2 separate regions of the Homo sapiens genome follow, and region 2 is linked to region 1. A link is an interaction called in ENCODE POLR2A ChIA-PET data of the cell type or tissue named here. Cell type or tissue: GM12878. All regions are shown on one strand. Links, peaks and the distances in the headings refer to the core of each region. The heading gives the core; the rest is flanking DNA.

The links. ChIA-PET counts read pairs that join two places held together with the same protein. Peaks named below come from ENCODE experiments on the same cell type or tissue, not always from the same donor. Only the 100,000 strongest peaks of a DNase experiment are listed, where the experiment ranks them.
Region 2: POLR2A ChIA-PET joins it to region 1 with 8 read pairs; 1 of 35 experiments calls an interaction of 5 or more read pairs at or near these places.

The regions. Positions count from the first base shown.
Region 1 is chr22:46,717,614-46,722,987 of GRCh38, reverse strand. CERK (ceramide kinase) reads left to right here. Exons shown (of 13, transcript NM_022766.6): 2 at 1,973-2,086; 3 at 2,780-2,902. Among named protein-coding and RNA genes, the nearest start is that of CERK, 18 kb to the left of the region's middle. RefSeq lists an enhancer at 1-149. In GM12878, for the core only: no CTCF peak of the experiment used is centred there; a DNase peak (open chromatin) is centred at 2,717.
Region 2 is chr22:46,998,324-47,003,697 of GRCh38, reverse strand. The region is part of intron 10 of TBC1D22A (TBC1 domain family member 22A); the gene reads right to left. Among named protein-coding and RNA genes, the nearest start is that of TBC1D22A-AS1, 85 kb to the right of the region's middle. RefSeq lists enhancers at 2,132-2,321, 3,222-3,721, 3,722-4,223. In GM12878, for the core only: no CTCF peak of the experiment used is centred there; DNase peaks (open chromatin) are centred at 2,147, 2,547 and 3,137; H3K4me3 peaks cover 618 bases; H3K27ac peaks cover 1,041 bases.

The sequences.
Region 1 (5,374 bases), core at 276-5,275:
GCCGCTCGCCCTTTCCTTCCCAGCGGCCTCTGCCTCTCCCCAGCTCCTGCCCCTACGTCGCCTTCCTCCACCCACGGGGAATCCTCTGAACCCTGACCCTGACAGTGAGGCTGTCCCCACCACCTCCCTGCCCCAGCACCTGTGTCGCTCCTTCTGGCAGGACGCACGTGGACTGCCTGGTCTTGTGCTGGCACCCCTGGCACGGCACGGCCTGCAGCCTGGCTAACATGGCAAAACCCTGTCTCTACTAAAAATACAAAAATCAGCTGGACCTGGTGGTGGGAACCTGTAATCTCAGCTACTTGGGAGGCTGAGGAGGGAGAATCGCTTGAACCGGGAGGTGGAGGTTGCGGTGAGCCGAGATGGAGCTATTGCCCTCCAGTCTGGGCAGCAGGAGCAAAACTGCATCTCAAAAAAAAAAAAAAAAAAAAGATGGGAGGCCCAGGTGGGGCACACCGGAGGGTGGGGACCCTGAGAGTCACTCTGGACCCCACATCCTATACCCAGGAGGAGGATGCACACAGACACCTCCTGAGACCTCTGCTCTCCAGCCAGACTTCATCCTCTGTAACCCACCCCCTCCCCATCAAGTCTGCTCCCCTGGGGCTGGCTTCACTTCAGAGGGAATCAGGAGGCCCCACTACTGGCCTTTCAAAGGTTTCTACAGTGCTCAAAGGCCCAGTTCAGACACTACCCTCCCAGGTTCCTAGAACTTGATTTCCATGGGCCACAACTTTAAAAATGATGCAAAATTACCACAAATGTTATAGCAATTTTTTTTGCATTTAGCTACGGCAAAAATACGGTATTTTAGCTATATTGCAGGTTTTATAGCCAACCTAGGAAGCTAACCACAAATTATAACATTCTTCTGTGTAAGGATATATCATACATGCCTAACAGTAATTCCAGAATAAGCTTTTGGAAGCCACCTTCCTCAAACTTGGCTTTGCTGTCTTCAATCCCATGCTCTCCTGGGCAAGTTCTTTCAGGCCTTGGACTTCAGTTACCCGTCACCTCCCACAGCTCTGCTGCCAGCCCAGAACTTTCTTTGATGTGCAAGCCTGTAATTACAGCTGCCCAGCAGATGAACACGCCCCAGGTGGCTCGGGTGGAATGGGTCCTTGCTGGTTCCCAGGGTGGAGCATGTCCGGTGCTGTCATCCCCTGGGCCCCTGGAAGTCTCCCCTGTCTCCTCCCCCTGCACTCCAGTTCGCGCCACACTTGGGCTCTGCCTCACTTGCAAGCTCCGTGGTTCCAGCTGTCCCGGGTCCTGTCACGTGTCTCCCTCCCACTTGGATTTCTGAACCAGGCACTGTCCTGCAGACAGAGGCCATGTCTCGAGCATGTTTCCCCAAATTTCACATGGTAGCTGGCCCGGAATGGTCCGCATTTGCTGCTTGAATGGGTGAGCAAATCGTGTGAAAAATCACAGCCTCCATTTGGTGACTCGGCTGAATAAAACATCCCGCCGTCTGGTAACATTGAGCTGCCCACAGTTATTTATTTGTGAGTTTAAAAGTGACCTATAACCTTCCTTTTTGGGGGAGGGGGTATTAAAAAAGCTGTTCGGGAGGCTGAGGCAGGAGAATGGCGCGAACCCGGGAGGCAGAGCTTGCAGTGAGCCGAGATCGAACCACTGCACTCCAGCCTGGGCGACAGCGTGAGACTCTGTCTCAAAAAAATATATATATATATGTATATCTTTTTTCTTTTTGGAGATGGGGTCTTGTGCTGTTGCCAGGGCTGGAGTGCAGTGTCACCATCATAGCCCACTGCAACTCCTGAGCTCAAGCGATCCTCCCTCCTCAGCCTCCCAAAGTGCTGGGATTACAGGTGCACACCACCACACCCAGCCTGAATTTCTAATGAGAATATTAAAGCAGAATATTCTCAGCTTCTTGGAGTTGGACTGATTTTACCTGTGTGGATTCTGACGAATTCTTTGACAGAAGGACGTGGTGTTTTTACAGATGCCTGCTCTGTGCCTGTATCTGAGATCATCGCCGTTGAGGAAACAGACGTTCACGGGAAACATCAAGGCAGTGGAAAATGGCAGAAAATGGAAAAGCCTTACGCTTTTACAGGTGATAAGCCTAAATGTCTTCTCCCACATTCTTCATTAATTCTATGTAGATTACACGAGAGGGAACTTTTCTGTTACTTGTTTAACAAGCTCAATGCATTGGTTTATCTTTATGAAATCTTCCTATTTTTTTCCCCAAATGCTACCTTTAGTTAATGTTTTAGTTAATGGTCATTTTTCCCCTTATTTTTATTTATTTATTTTTTTGAGACAGAGTTTTGCTCTTGTTGCCCAAGCTGAAGTGCAGTGGCGCGGTCTCGGCTAGTTCAACCTCTGCTTCCTGGGTTCAAGCAATTCTCCTGCCTCAGCCTCCTGAGTAGCTGGGATTATAGGTGCCCGCCACCACACCCGGCTACTTTTTTGTATTTTAAGTAAAGACGGGGTTTCACCATGTTGGCCAGGCTGGTCTTGAACTCCTGACCTCAGGTGATCTGCCCGCCTCAGCCTCCCAAAGTGCTGGATTACAGGCGTGAGTCATCACAGCCAGCCCTTTTCCCTTATATGACTTAAAAGGTTTGAAAGATCGGATGTTTTTTTCTAATATACCTTGAAAGTTACTAATTAGAAGGGAGGAGAACCCCTGGGAAATTTTGGTTAGGAACCTATAATTAGCTGCATTTGGTGCATATTCACTTGAGGTTTTGTCAGTGACCCTGCAAACTTTGCACTAACGAGCATGCTTGCTTCTGTGCAGTTCACTGTGTAAAGAGAGCACGACGGCACCGCTGGAAGTGGGCGCAGGTGACTTTCTGGTGTCCAGAGGAGCAGCTGTGTCACTTGTGGCTGCAGACCCTGCGGGAGATGCTGGAGAAGCTGAGTACGTGTGTGTTTGGACTGAGAGACAGGATGGCCGTGGTGGCATGCGCATGCCTGATTGGGTGATCTTCCTGAAGTGTCTCCCCGTTTCGTGCAGCTGGCCATACCCCAGGTGGACATGATGAGTCAGGCTGACTTAATTTCTCATGAGCAGACCATCCCAGTGAATGCAAAGGGCATGGGCTCCACAGCCTGGACCCTGGCATGGAGTCCAGCCCCCTGCTCACTGGCCAGGAGGCCTGGGGGCGGGTCACTTACCCTTCTGAGCCTCAGTTTCTCTTTCTGGAAGCGGAGATGGTAATAGCTTTTACATTCGAGGTGAATGTGAGAATTAAACTGGGCACATGGAGGAATACACCTCACATCTGTCTGGGATGCGTCCATGTCTTTTTTCTTTTCTTTTCTTTTCTTTTTCAAGATGGAGTCTTGCTTGGTTGCTCAGGCTGGAGTTCAGTGGCGCGATCTCAGCTCACTGCAACCACCACCTCCTGGGTTCAAGTGATTCTTCTGCCTCAGCCTCCCGAGTAGCTGGGACTACAGGCATGCGCCACCACGCCTGGCTAATTTTTGTATTTTTAGTAGAGATGGGGTTTTACCAAGTTGGCCAGGCTGGTCTCAGACTTCTGACCTCAGGTGATCTCCCCACCTTGGCCTCCTGGAGTGCTGGGATTACAGGTGTGAGCCACCACGCCCAGCCAGGGATGTGTCCACATCTGAAATGTAGTAGGAGCCTGGAGCCTGGTGGGTTAGTTATTGCATGCTGAGTAACAAGACTTTGTCACCCTTAAAAAGTGGTAGGATGGCTAGAGACATAATCTGTACACCAAACCCCCATGACACGCACTTTACCTATATAACAAACCTGCACATGTACCCGTGAACTTAAAAGTTTAAAAAAAGGAACATATGGTAGACACACACACACACACACACACACAAAGTGGTAGGTGTTCATTCATTTTGTATTCATAACACTATTTCATGTTGTTTGCTTATAACCTTAATAGGCAATTTTTTTTGAGACAGGGTCTCGCTCTGTCACCCGGGGTGGAGTGCAGTGGCATGATCTTAGCTCACTGCAGCCTCTACCTTCCGGGCTCAAGTGATCTTCCCACCTCAGTCTCCTGAGTAGCTGGGACTACAGGTGTGTGCCACCACGCCTGGCTAATTTTTTTTGTACAGACAGGGTTTTGCCATATTGCCCAGGCTGATCTCAAACTCCTGTGCTCAAGCCATCTTCCTACCTTAGCCTCCCAAAGTGCTAGGATTACAGGTGTAAGCCACTGAGCCCAGCCAATACACAGTCTTGACAACTCAGCACAGGCTTCACCCATAGAATAGAAATGGCATGTGTTTAGGTTAGTTTTATATATTTTTGAATGAATTTGGCACCTACATCAAGAAAGTGAATTTCAGTTTATTAAAAGGAGGCATTCCCATATATCTGCTTCAGAGCAGCATCATTGCTTGAAGGAGCCCTCCTCTTGATTACAACTGGGGCAGGAGGGCCTGTGCTTCCATACTTCCCTGTTTAATCCTGGGGGACTTGGCCTCCACCACCTGCTGTCGTGAAAAGCTCATCCTGACCGTCCTCACATCTCAAACCACCACAAGCCCCGTTCCTCTGCATGTCGTTCCGCACTAGGCTGTTCAGAAGAGTGCATCTGTTTCTCCCGCCTTCCCCTCCTCTGTTTGTCTCTCGACTCCCCCTTTCCGTCCGTCCTGCTTTCTCCTTCCCTTTCCTCCCATCAAACCTGTTTTCATGAGACTTTGGCTGACTGGATTCCAGACCTGATCCTATAGGTGCAGACTCCAAGAGAAAGTCCTCTGAACCCTGCCTCCCACTGGAGAATGTGGGTTCATTTTCATCTTTATAATTGTGCATTTGATATAGTCTCCTTGTAGCTAAAAATTGTATATGATTCTATTGTTTCAGCTACTCTACAATTTTAACTTCTAACCCTGTTATCTGTTTTAGTGGGTTTTTTTCTTTGTTTTGTTCTTGGTTTTTGAGACAATCTCACTCCATCATCCGGGCTGGAGTGCAGTGGTGCAATCTCGGCTTACTGCAAACTCCTCCTGGGTTCAAGCGATTCTCCTGTCTCAGCCTCCTAAGTAGCTGAGATTATAGGCACCCATTACCACACCTGGCTAATTTTTGTATTTGTTGTAGAGACAGAGTTTCGCCGTGTTGGCCAGACTGGTCTCGAACTCCTGACCTCAAGTGATCCGCCTACCTCGGCCTCCCAAAGTGCTGGGATTACAGGCTGTTTTAGTATTTGTCATATCACAGACCCAGAGGATCTCATTCTGAGTGTGCACTGGGTGAATTTTCACGCTGAGCACACTTGTGTAACCAGCACCCAGATAAAGGAGCAGAATATTGCCAGCCCCAGGGTCCCCCACCGTGCCCCTGTGGTCATGACTCCCCAAAGGGGAACCACTGCTGCGACTTCTAAACAACTAGGTTCAC
Region 2 (5,374 bases), core at 225-5,224, 280 kb before region 1:
TGTGTGTATACAGGCATGTGTGTAGGGGTGTGTGTGTATACAGGGGTGCATCTGTAGGTGTGTGTATATGTATCTGGTGGGTGTGTGTATAGAGGCATGTGTGCGTAGGGTGTGTGTATACAGGCATGTGTGCGTAGGGTGTGTGTATACAGGCATGTGTGTGTAGGGTGTGTGTATATGTATCTGGCGGGTGTGTGTGTACAGGCATGTGTGCGTAGGGTGCGTGTGTACAGGCATGTGTGCGTAGGGTGCGTGTGTACAGGCATGTGTGCGTAGGGTATGTGTGTACAGGCATGTGTGTGTAGGGTGTGTGTGCGTATACTTTAATTTCAAATAACACATTACATTTAAGGCCACATTCTTGTCATCTGTAACCTCGGGGAGCAAAGGGTAACCTAGAGCTCAAGCCTGGGTCTGAATTCCACTTCACCCCACTCAGAACTCACCCCTGGAGGATTACCAGATAAATACAGAAGAATCAGTGAACTCTGAATTTCAGTGTGTGCCAAACACTGCTCAGGGCATACTTATATTAAAAAATTGTTCACTGTTTATATGAAATTGAAGTTTAACTAGACGTTCTCTATTTTTATTTGCTCAGTTTGGCGCCCCTAGCCCTTGGAGGTTCCGTGGGGTTAGAAGGTAGAGAGATGCAGTTGTTTCCATTTTTTACTAAAGAGAGGCAAAGGCACAGTTTGCAGGAGAAAACTCAGAAGGCACATGGCTGTGGCCCATCCTACATCCCCTAGGCGGCCCTGGCGACAGCTTCGATGCTGTTGCTGGGAAGGCCTCTGGGCTGCTGCTCCTTGCAAGCTAAGTTCAGATCAGCTTAGCAACTATCAGGTTTTGCCAGCAGCTCCTCCTGACCCATGAGGGCCTCCCAGCCTTAAGTCCCCTCAGAACAACGTGAGGGTGGAGCCCACCAGAACCGGGGCCCCAGGGAACAGCTCTTCCCACTCCCCTCATCCAACGGTGCCCTGGCACCACCACTGTGGCACCAGAAACAATCCAAGAGCCTCCCTTTTAGTGCCAGTGTCACCCCCAATGGGACAATTCTCTGATCTGAAATGCAGTTGTTTATGATCTACTCTTAAATCTGAAAAAATCAAGAATGGACATAATCAAATGGACACATCTGCTGAGGTTTCAAATATTCTTTTAAAATACTGAAAAAAGTTCTCTATGGTTTTTTTAATCAAAAAATGTAGCAAATATCTCATTTATACAGACGTCATCTATGTCACAAAAGATGCATGACACTGAGTACCAGGTGGGGCTGGCCCCAGAATTCACACAGAGGGGCTCTGACTCCAGCCTTTGGAAAGGCTAGGGCTGAAGCCCACTCCTCTGGCCATTCTATCTTGGGGACAAACAGGGATCATGTGATTTCAGAGGTTAACATCAGACGTGACAGATGTAAAAACAAAATGTACAGGGGACGTCATTAGGATTCACTGCAAAAATGTGGAATTTCAAGTAGGTGTAAGCGTTCTCGATGTAATACGGAGTGGAAATCTCATCGTGTGCTTTATACGCTGAAATTCTATCAGTTGGAGAGTAAAGGTACATTTATTATTACAGCAGTAAATTACTAAATAATTGGTGCGAACTGTTGATTTTATATACAAAATCCTTTGCTAAGTAGGGAACAGATTGACAATTAATAGAAATATTGAGAACACATTAGCTAGATAATTTTAGAAAGAACAGCATACCCTCTTTGAGCCTACAAATGCTTATTAAATTTTAAGTAACACAAGGCAGGATAATACAGATTAGGCGACATCCTAATTCTATTTTTTGTGGAGTTGCTGGACACATGCCCTATTCTAACATAAAACAAAATAAACTTTAAGACTTATATTTAACTTTTAGTTATTTAATTCCACTTAGCCATGAGCCTTGTTTCGAGAATTTTTCAGAAAAATTATTCTTCCTGAAGAAAAATGCCAAGCCCTTAAAATATTCCAAAAGATTATATAAAAGAATTAAATTTGGGTTAAAACTCCAGATTTATGCTCTTATCTCTGAAGTCCTTTCTAGGCTGGTGCCTGTGGAGCTCGGCAGCACTAGCCACCAAATACCCACTTACAATCATCCACAGGTTCTCAGAAGCTGACCTGAAGCAAAACGACATATAATGAAACCAATTTTACCACAGGGTGATTGACAGAAACAAGAGGTAAGTTTCAATGGCATATTTCTGGTCACAAAAACATCACCCAACTTTTTTTTTTTTTTTTTTTCTTTTTTGAGATAGAGTTTCACTCTTGTTGCCCGGGCGGGAGTACAATGGCGCGATCTCGGCTCACTGCAACCTCCGCCTCCCGGGTTCATGTGTGTGGGTCACTTTATTTGAAAAAGGTGTTTGGAGTTATTAAAAAAAAAAAAAAAAAAAGAAAGAAAGAAAAAAATACAATTTCAGTTGTAACTTCCTCCAGACAAGATTTTGTTTTGCTTCTCACTAGCATTCTGGGGAACTCCAGTATAGAATCATCATAACTGAGGTTCAAACAACCCTGATCCTCTCAGGTTGGAACCTAGATTTTATGAGGGAGTATCACGTCCACTTTGCCCTCACGTGTCACTATTCTGGGTCTCACAAACTGTATGGGCATTTCTCAGATCCCTATCCTGACTAATCGGGTTGGATGCAGGCACTACATGAGGCGCCCAAACCACAACCAGCTTTGGGATGATTTTTCTTCTGCATCAGGAAACACACACCCAGAACACTGGTGGCTTTAGAGCTGGGCATACCTAGCCAGGTCCTAGCTTCACTCTGGCCCAGGAAGTCCTTATTTTGTAGATAGCAATTCAATGCTTTTAAGACATTTATTTTTCTTTCCTTTTTTTTTTTTCTTTTTGCTTTGTTGGCTTAATTTAAAAAAACAAAAAGGTCTTATCCAGTGGGAAATGTGGTTGAAATTATCTAGCCTGCCACGACTGAAAACGCACGTTCCTCCTACTCTCACCTTTTTCTTTCACTCCAAATTCAGTGGCTCCAGTCACCCTCTCTGATTCTGTGGGAACTCATACAATGTCTGTCCCGAAGGATACAGGGGGCTTCCCAGGGAGTTCCCCATCTGCGGGCTTGCCTGTCGCTTTACTCCCTGCCCAGCACACACCCTCGAAGGCTGCCGCCCATCCTCCTTTCCACGCGGCTTCCATTACAGACACAGCCCTCTCTCTTCATTCTCAGCACCTTCGTGTCTCCACGGCAGACTTTTACTAAAGGTTTAGGGATGACAAAGAAGGGTCACAGTACTACTCAAGATAGGAAGAAACTACTCAGAAGTGCTTTTGAGAGATTCTTTCACAACTCCTTACCACAAGAAAACAAGAGTGATGCAGCCCCTCTTCCGATCTGCCCTCTCACCCCTCACCAGGCTTCCCTCCATCCCCAAGACCTCCCCCTCCTCCAGCTCTCTGCTCGCTCCTGATGAGCCCTTATCCTCGCGCCACCACTGCTGAAACTTCCGCTTGACTTTGCAGAGCAATTCGGCTCTTTTCTGAACTATTCCCATCTGGGCAATGCCCTCAAAACCTCTCCATTCTTAATCAACGAGTCCATGAAGATGTTTTCCTTCACTGAATTATCAAAATTTTCTGAAATAAATGCTGTCCTTCTCCTAAAACGCAGAAAAGAGGGAGAGGCTTGGTTTTTGTTTTTGAGATGGAGTCTCGCTCTGTCACCCAGGCTGGAGTGCAGTGGCACGATCTCGGCTCACTGCGAGCTCCGCCTCCCGGGTTCACGCCAGTCTTCTGACTCAGCCTCCCAAGCAGCTGGGACTCCAGGCGCCTGCCACCACGCCCGGCTAATATTTTGTATTTTTAGTAGAGACAGGGTTTCACCATGTTAACCAGGATGGTCTCGATCTCCTGACCTCGTGATCCGCCTGCCTCGGCCTCCCAAGGTGCTGGGATTACAGGCGTGAGCCACCGCGCCCGGCCTGAGAAGCTTTTTTTTTCTTTAAGCAATTTTTTCTTCCTAGAATATCCTCTGCCCTTAATAAAATCTTTACAATCCCTGCAAAAAGTTCCAACCCACAAATCCTTTCTCTAGGAGGCAAGTGATGAAACAGGTGAGGGGGAGCTTCACGTGGCCGAGACCTGCAGATGCTTCTCCCAAGTTTGCTCAGGGATGATGGCGCCCACCAGTCTGAGAGCTCAAACGCGAGAAATTCTGTCTATTTACTGCTTTAGCAGCCTGGGTATTCTTATTATGAGGCCATGATAGAAATTCCTTAAGGTTTCATTAGAAGAACAGGAACAAGTTAGACAGTTTAACCTCTCAACGGCAACACACATCTTTCTCTGTTGTGAAGCACTGATCCTTTAAACAAAAAATTGCCATATGAAAATGGCCTACTCAGAGACTGCGCTGAAAATAAAAATATGATTTACTAAAAAGTACAGATTTCGTTGGGGTTCCTTTGGTTATCGCTGCTGCTCTCTTAAACAATCATCCAGCGAATCCGCAATGTGCTTCTTTCTGAACCACAGCACCAGAGAAAATCAATTCAAGTATTTCCCAAACTGCAGCACCGGAACAAACGAGCACTAACCACAACTTTCTAACCTCCACGAAAACACGAAATACGCCTTCCAAGGGACACAAGCGGAAAAGGAGGAACCTGCTCAGAACGTGTAATTCACATCTACTGCAAATCATACTTCAGAGGAACGTGTAATTCACATCTACTGCAAATCATACTTCAGAGAACTCAGTGAGGCTGGGGAATGCTTGTGAAAGTGCTGGCAGGGAAAAGAACCCAGCCGCACCCAAACAAGACCGCGCGGTGGAGCGTGCGGTGAGCGCACATGAACGCACTGACGGAGGCAAAAACGGTATTTTTAACAGATGATGGGTTGAAAAGCAGCTAAACGTAACACTGAAAGTATTATCAGAAGAACTGCAGACAACTTCATAATATGGAAATTAGGTAATCACCATGAGACACAGAGTTAAAAATCAGATTCAATCAAGGAACAAAATGGAGTTTGTAATTTGTAGGAGTCCATTTTAGAATATCACTCAGCAGTTTCCCAAACCGAGCGCCCTTCCCGTGAAGACTGCTGTTACGGCCTTCTGTGCTAAAGGCGCAGGGAGGGGAAAAGGCACAGTGACCGGCAACGCTCAGCGGGCAGGGCCCTGCAAGGCACGTGGCCAGGGCTAAGTTTCCAACAAAGTGCAATTTGTCTCCACATTCTGTGAAATAATTTGCCAAGCGCGCATGGGACTCTTTGTGAAAGAGCATGTCTCTTTTCCACACCTCATCACTGACCAGCTGGTATCACAAATACATGCCCGGTTCTGCTTGGCATCACTTAGTTAATGCTCTGTTCATTAATTTAACAAACTATCAGGAGA